Linked DNA regions of Mus musculus: region 1 is linked to region 2. The links are chromatin loops, found by intact Hi-C in ENCODE. Cell type or tissue: heart. All regions are shown on one strand. Each heading gives the region's core, and the rest is flanking DNA. Links, peaks and the distances in the headings are about the cores only.

What was found. A loop is a pair of places that touch in the nucleus more often than their neighbours do. Peaks named below come from ENCODE experiments on the same cell type or tissue, not always from the same donor. Only the 100,000 strongest peaks of a DNase experiment are listed, where the experiment ranks them.
Region 1: it touches region 2 in a loop (2.3-fold over the local background); 4 of 42 quality-filtered maps call a loop at or near these places.

What each region holds. Positions count from the first base shown.
Region 1 is chr16:29,713,594-29,716,508 of GRCm38, reverse strand. No RefSeq gene overlaps it. Among named protein-coding and RNA genes, the nearest start is that of Gm46567, 98 kb to the left of the region's middle. In heart, for the core only: no CTCF peak of the experiment used is centred there; a DNase peak (open chromatin) is centred at 1,538.
Region 2 is chr16:29,640,940-29,643,854 of GRCm38, reverse strand. The region is part of intron 27 of Opa1 (OPA1, mitochondrial dynamin like GTPase); the gene reads right to left. Among named protein-coding and RNA genes, the nearest start is that of Opa1, 63 kb to the right of the region's middle. In heart, for the core only: no CTCF peak of the experiment used is centred there; no DNase peak of the experiment used is centred there.

The DNA.
Region 1 (2,915 bases), core at 107-2,606, 73 kb before region 2:
GTACAATGTTTCTTAATCCTTAGATTTTCATTTCATTTTGAGGAATTCACTTACCAACATTCTCACAGTGTGTTGTAGTTAGGGTTCCACTGCTGTGAACAGACACCATGACCAAGGCAACTCTTATAAGGACAACATTTAATTGGGGCTGGTTTATAGGTTCAGAGGTTCAGTCCATTATCATCAAAGCAGGAGCATGGCATCATCCAGGCAGGCGTGGTGCAGGAGGAACTGAGAGTTCTGCATCTTCATCTGAAGGCTGCTAGCAGAATACTGGCTTCCAGGCAGCTAGGATGAGGGTATTAAAGCCCACACCCACAATGACACACCTACTCCAACAGGGCCACACCTTCTAATAGTGCCACTCCCTGGGCTGAGCATATACAAACCATAACACAATATAACGCTGTCAAATCTTGATTTGTTTAAACAGCTCATAATACATTTTATAAAATCATTATGAAATTTATCTCTTGTACCATTATCTTAAAAGTAAAGTTGAAAGCTAGGCATGGTGACGCACACCTTTAATCTCAGCACTCGGGTGGCAGAGGAAGGCAGATTTCTGAGTTCAAGACCAGCTTGGTCTACAGAGTGAGTTCCAGGACAGCCAGGGCTACACAGAGGAACCCTGTCTCAAAAAAAAAAAAAAAAAAAAAAAAAAAGTTGAATTTTTTTCTTTCTTTCTTTCTTTCTTTCTTTCTTTCTTTCTTTTAAATTACTTATTTTATTTATATGAGTACACTGTCACTGTCTTCAGACACACCAGAAGAGTGCATTGGATCCCATTACAGATGGTTGTGAGCCTCCATGTGTTTGCTGGGAATTGAACTCAGGGTCTCTGGAAGAGCAGTCAGTGCTCTTAACCACTGAGCCATCTCTCCAGCCCTACCCTTTCCTTATCTTTCTTTTGTTTTTATTTGCTTTTCAAGACAGGGTTTCTCTGTGCAGCCCAGGCTGTCCTGGAACTCACTCTGTAGACCAGGTTGACCTCAATCTCAGAGATCCACCTGCCTCTGCCTCCTGAGTGCTGGGATTAAAGGCGTCCTTACTCTCCCCTCATCCCCCCACCTCCTGGGGGGATTTGTACTTTGCCCCAGTTTGTTCGGACGGGAAGACTGGACAAAGCTAAGGTTCTCACCCTGCACTGAGCTGCCTCCTGGGTTTTGGGCATAGCCTCTCCATCTAGGGCTGCCTCTGACCTTGAAATTTGTACACCAGGCCTTGTCCTAAGGGTTGCAGCACGTCTAAAGGGATTGGGGATTTTTAAACATCTATTTTCATCCTGGGTAATATCCTGCTGTCCTAGCCAGGGAGCTGTGAGGGTCAAATGAATAATGGATAAAAAAAAAAAAAAAAAAAAACAAAACAAAAAAACAAAAACTGGCTCTTAAAGAGATAGGTGGCGACCAAATAAGTCAATGTTAATGCTTTCTCTCCCAAGGTCCCTGTCACACATCACATGTTCAGTGGCAGCCTTTCCCTCAGACGGCTGATGGCGCTGACTCAGGTCTGCTGCTCCTCTCGTGCCAGAAACAGAGACTGGCTGCGTCCCAGGCAAGGACTGGATGTCTCCATGTCACAGTTTGGAAGCCAGAAACCTTTTGATGCAGCCAAAGTGGGGGGCTGGGGAGGGGGGAAGCACAATTCTTTCTGCATGTTTTCTGCCTCACTACCAAGAAACATCTATCCTACCGCAGAAATGCCAGCCACACCACGGCTGGGAGCAGGGTGGGGTGAGACTAGGGAATGGCTCTGAGCCCAAATGTCTGCTGCGCAGACCGCCTGCTTCCTGGGAATTTGTGACTGATACAGGACAGCAGCTAGGTCTGAGTGGCCACACCTGTCATAGCTTTGTTCTCCAAACTCTGGCCTGGATCTCCGACCAGTCAGTCCATCCATCCTAGTCCTGACTTACTGTGTGCTCAGATCCTGAGCTACTGTCTCCTCCTCAGGGCATACTGATGGGCCTAGAGAAGGGCTGAGAAGGAACGGGGGTGGGGTGGGGGGGAGCTCTAGAATGAACTGTGTGACAGGGCAAGACCGAGCAGAGCTTTCTGCATCTTGTATTCTTGCTGAGGCCATTTCAGGCTTAACTAGAATTTGATCTCCTTAGAGAATTCCATGAAAAATTACCAAAGTCTATTCTAGGAACCTGAGGTCAAGATGCCCCTAAGATAAGTTAGCTTATCTTTGTTTCTGTTAAACTGCCTGCCTGTGCCAAAGTCCCTCCAGCTAACTGCTTGCATCTGCAAAGCCCCTCCTGAAGCTGCTGAGCAAGATGCTAGATGTGGTTCTTGCCTTAAAACGCCCCCATGTTCTGGACACTTGGGGCTATACCTGGGTCCCTGAATACCCAAGTATAATGACAGTCAGTTGGAATACAGTTGGTCACCTCTGGTAGGCTCCCTGTAACAATACTGGGAGAGCTAGAGACCAGGCCTGCCTACAAAGAAGGCAGAAGATTCAGAGCCACTGTACTCTGCACAGCTGTTCATGGATGCTCCCACACTAATATCCCCTCTCTGGGCCTCCAGAGATGAAGCTGACATCTATCACTTCTGTGCTCTGGCCATGCCGTAAATGGGAGAGGTGACATCAGGAAGGACTGTTTATTGTGTTTTGTTTTCACCAAGCATTTAATGAGCTCTTCCTATATTCCAAGTACTGTGAGGCCCCAAGGGATGCACCTCCTGGCCAGGGAAGCTTTGAGCATTAGGAATAGGAGACACAGACCTGTGGGCATCCCGCACAGAGCTACTACTGTAATGGAGGCCCAGCCTATACATCTGCGACCTGGGAACTATGAAGAGAGGGTCCTCTCTGGAACAAGAGGCATGGGATTTGTTGATCCAAGTACACAACTGGAATGTTCAGGGAAAGAGCAGTTTGCCCTGAGCAACTGACTCTCATCC
Region 2 (2,915 bases), core at 323-2,822:
CACAGAGCTTTCTGGGGCATGCACTTGCAGTATTACCAGCCTCACATAAGTTTTGTGGAAGACATTCATACCCAGCTAGACTCATAGTCTAACAGAATATTCTAAATGTGGTCTTATATTGATGATTCCTTTAAAATCATACTTTAAAATCATTCTGTAGGCTAATTGTGGAAATGACAATATTTGTTTATTTTCTTCCTTTCCTTCCCCCCCCCCTTTTTTTTTTTTGTTGAGATAGGGGTTCTCTGCATAGCCCTGGGTGTCCTAGAACTCACTTTGTAGACCAGGCTGACCTCGAACTCAGAAATCCGCCTGCCTCTGCCTCCCAAGTGCTGAGATTAAAGGCGTGTGCCACCACTGCCCGGCCTCTTTCCTTTTTAAAAAAGACTTTTTTTTTTTTTTTTTTAAAAGACAAGGCTTTGCTTTATCCCAGGTTGGCCAAGAACTCACTTTGTAGTCCAGCTGAGTTTTGAACTTGAATTCATGGCAATCTCCTGACTCAGCCTTCTGAGTAGTGAGATTACAGTAATACCCTCCCATGCCTTGCTATGCTATGCTCAATTCTTAGAAAAGCCAACATTAGAAGTATTATAGCATATGCTTTCAGGACCAGATATAGTAGCAATCAAAAAGAAAAAAAAGAAAAGCTTTTATGACCCTCATGATCATCTTTTTCTAGTAAAGACCACAGAATCTATCACGAGGTTACAGATGGGTACTGTGAGTCACTTTATTTTGTGTTCAGCACACAAAATATTTCAAATTATATCAACTCAATTATGATAATACAAATGTAAAGTTATTTGACATTCTAATTCATTAGTGATATATTGTTTTCTTTCTCCTCTAATAGCTAAAATATACTTTGTCAAAATGAATCATTTCATTTGTCAGTGTATGGTTAGTATAGAAAAATCTAGATATCACATTTCAAAGATATAGTGACACAGGCAACTACTTGAGAAGATGGAAAAAGTCAGGAGATTATTCTGTTCCATCAAAGTAATTATGGCTTTTAAACTTCATAGTGTTTTGTCTTTTCTGTATTTCTCTTATTTTTAAAAGTATATTTTACTCTGAGTTTGCTAGGAGGAAAGCTGAAACACTATAAGAAAAGAAAAACCACCCAGGCAGCCCTTAAAGAGATAGGGCATCATTTATCACTTGCAAAGACAGATTTATAAGAAGAGGGCCCCTTCTGTTCCTTTAAGACTGCAAAACAGATGGGAAGTGAATGGATAGTCAATGGGACAAGGAAACACATGGGAGGTGCTGCAGGATGCATGTTCCCAGCACAAGAAAGGAGGCCAAGATTGTAACTGCATGACTGGGTCCTGGAGAGGGTCTGTCTTCAAGCTGTTACAAAGACAAATGCTGCTCCTCACCCAGCCGTCAAACTGTTATAAATATTGGTTTGTCAAAAGACCTTTAGTGCTGAAGCCTTAAAAAGAAGTTATAGCAGATAAATGAATCACAAGAAAGAGGCTCAAACAGTTCATTAATGTAACTTTAAAAGGAGAAAAAATATAAGCTCAGAGAATGTAATTCCGATTTAGGAATTGAAAGCTCTAGTTAAGCTCAAGTTGAGATGAAATAAAAAATGAAATACAAGTCATAGTTCCTAGACAGATGCTCTATTAGGGGAAGCACACCACACACAAGGAGGTCTAGTTACTAATACAACTTGTCTTTCTCCTCTCAGAAATGTTTGGGATCAGAAATATACATTTCTGCTTTTCTAGCTGAACACCAAGAATCTGAAAATATAAAATCTAAAATGCCCGAAAACCTGAGAGTCAGAGAGTATCATGTGAGTACTCAAGTTTCAGATGTTACAGCCTTTTGGATTAGAAGTGCCCGACCTGCACTTGTGCAGTAGGAGCAGGAGGTCCCAAAATACAGGGAGTCCAGAACTGATGTTACATATTATTTAAATTAGAAGTCATCCTTTTTAATTTTAATCACACTTTCTTTTCCTCAGCTGTGTGACATGGGTGCTGGAGCCTTCCTAAGAGGAGTCCATGCTTTTCACCACTGTGCTAGCTCTCTGGCTTCTAGATTCTTTTTTTTAAAGAAGTGATTTATTAAAAAAAAATAACAGGTGTTGGTGTGTGTATATGTATATATGAAGGGAGCATATGTGCATATAAACTCTAGATTCTCGATACTTGATTTCACTAAGAAAACAAGTTCTGAAACACTTATTAACAATACAAAGCAAGAAGCCAAATCGCAAGAGTTGTGCCTATGGTCACTCACAATCAAACCAAAGACCCAGGTGAACAGAATCATCAAGCAACTCTAAAAGGCACCGGTGCTGACAGAGCTAGCTCCGCTCTGCCACAAGCCTTCGTGTACCTGGCTAACTGGTTTAACGTCAGCGAACATCAACTTCTAACTATGACAATAGGGAATGCCTCCTCTCAGGCCTCATGCAGCTCTAAGAGACCTCTGTCAACTACACAGGCCTGAGGGACAGATGAGTCCAAACGAACGAATGGTGCAGTCACATGGAAATAGCATCTATTTCTGAATAGAATATATTCTATTCCTATATAATTATTCTCTCTTCAGTTTTAGTAGTCCATTGGAAAAAATTTCAGTAGTGATGAGAATAAAATATTCAGAAGAATCAAGTGGATTCTGGGAAGCAGGGCTGCACGCATCCATTTTTCACGATTAAAAGGTGGCTAGAACCCCATGGAAGGATCATCCACTGCATCTAAGGGAAACAGTCCGGGCATCTCTGGAGAAGGACGACACTATGAAGGCACAAGCACACACAGCAAGGCCTGGTCCTCAACAGGTGGCTCGACTCTCAAGGAGAGTGACTGTTACTACCCAACATGCTACAACATGGCCTCCGGGTCCCAGGGACTCTATAGAGTAACCTTTCAGGAAGTTCTAGTTTTATT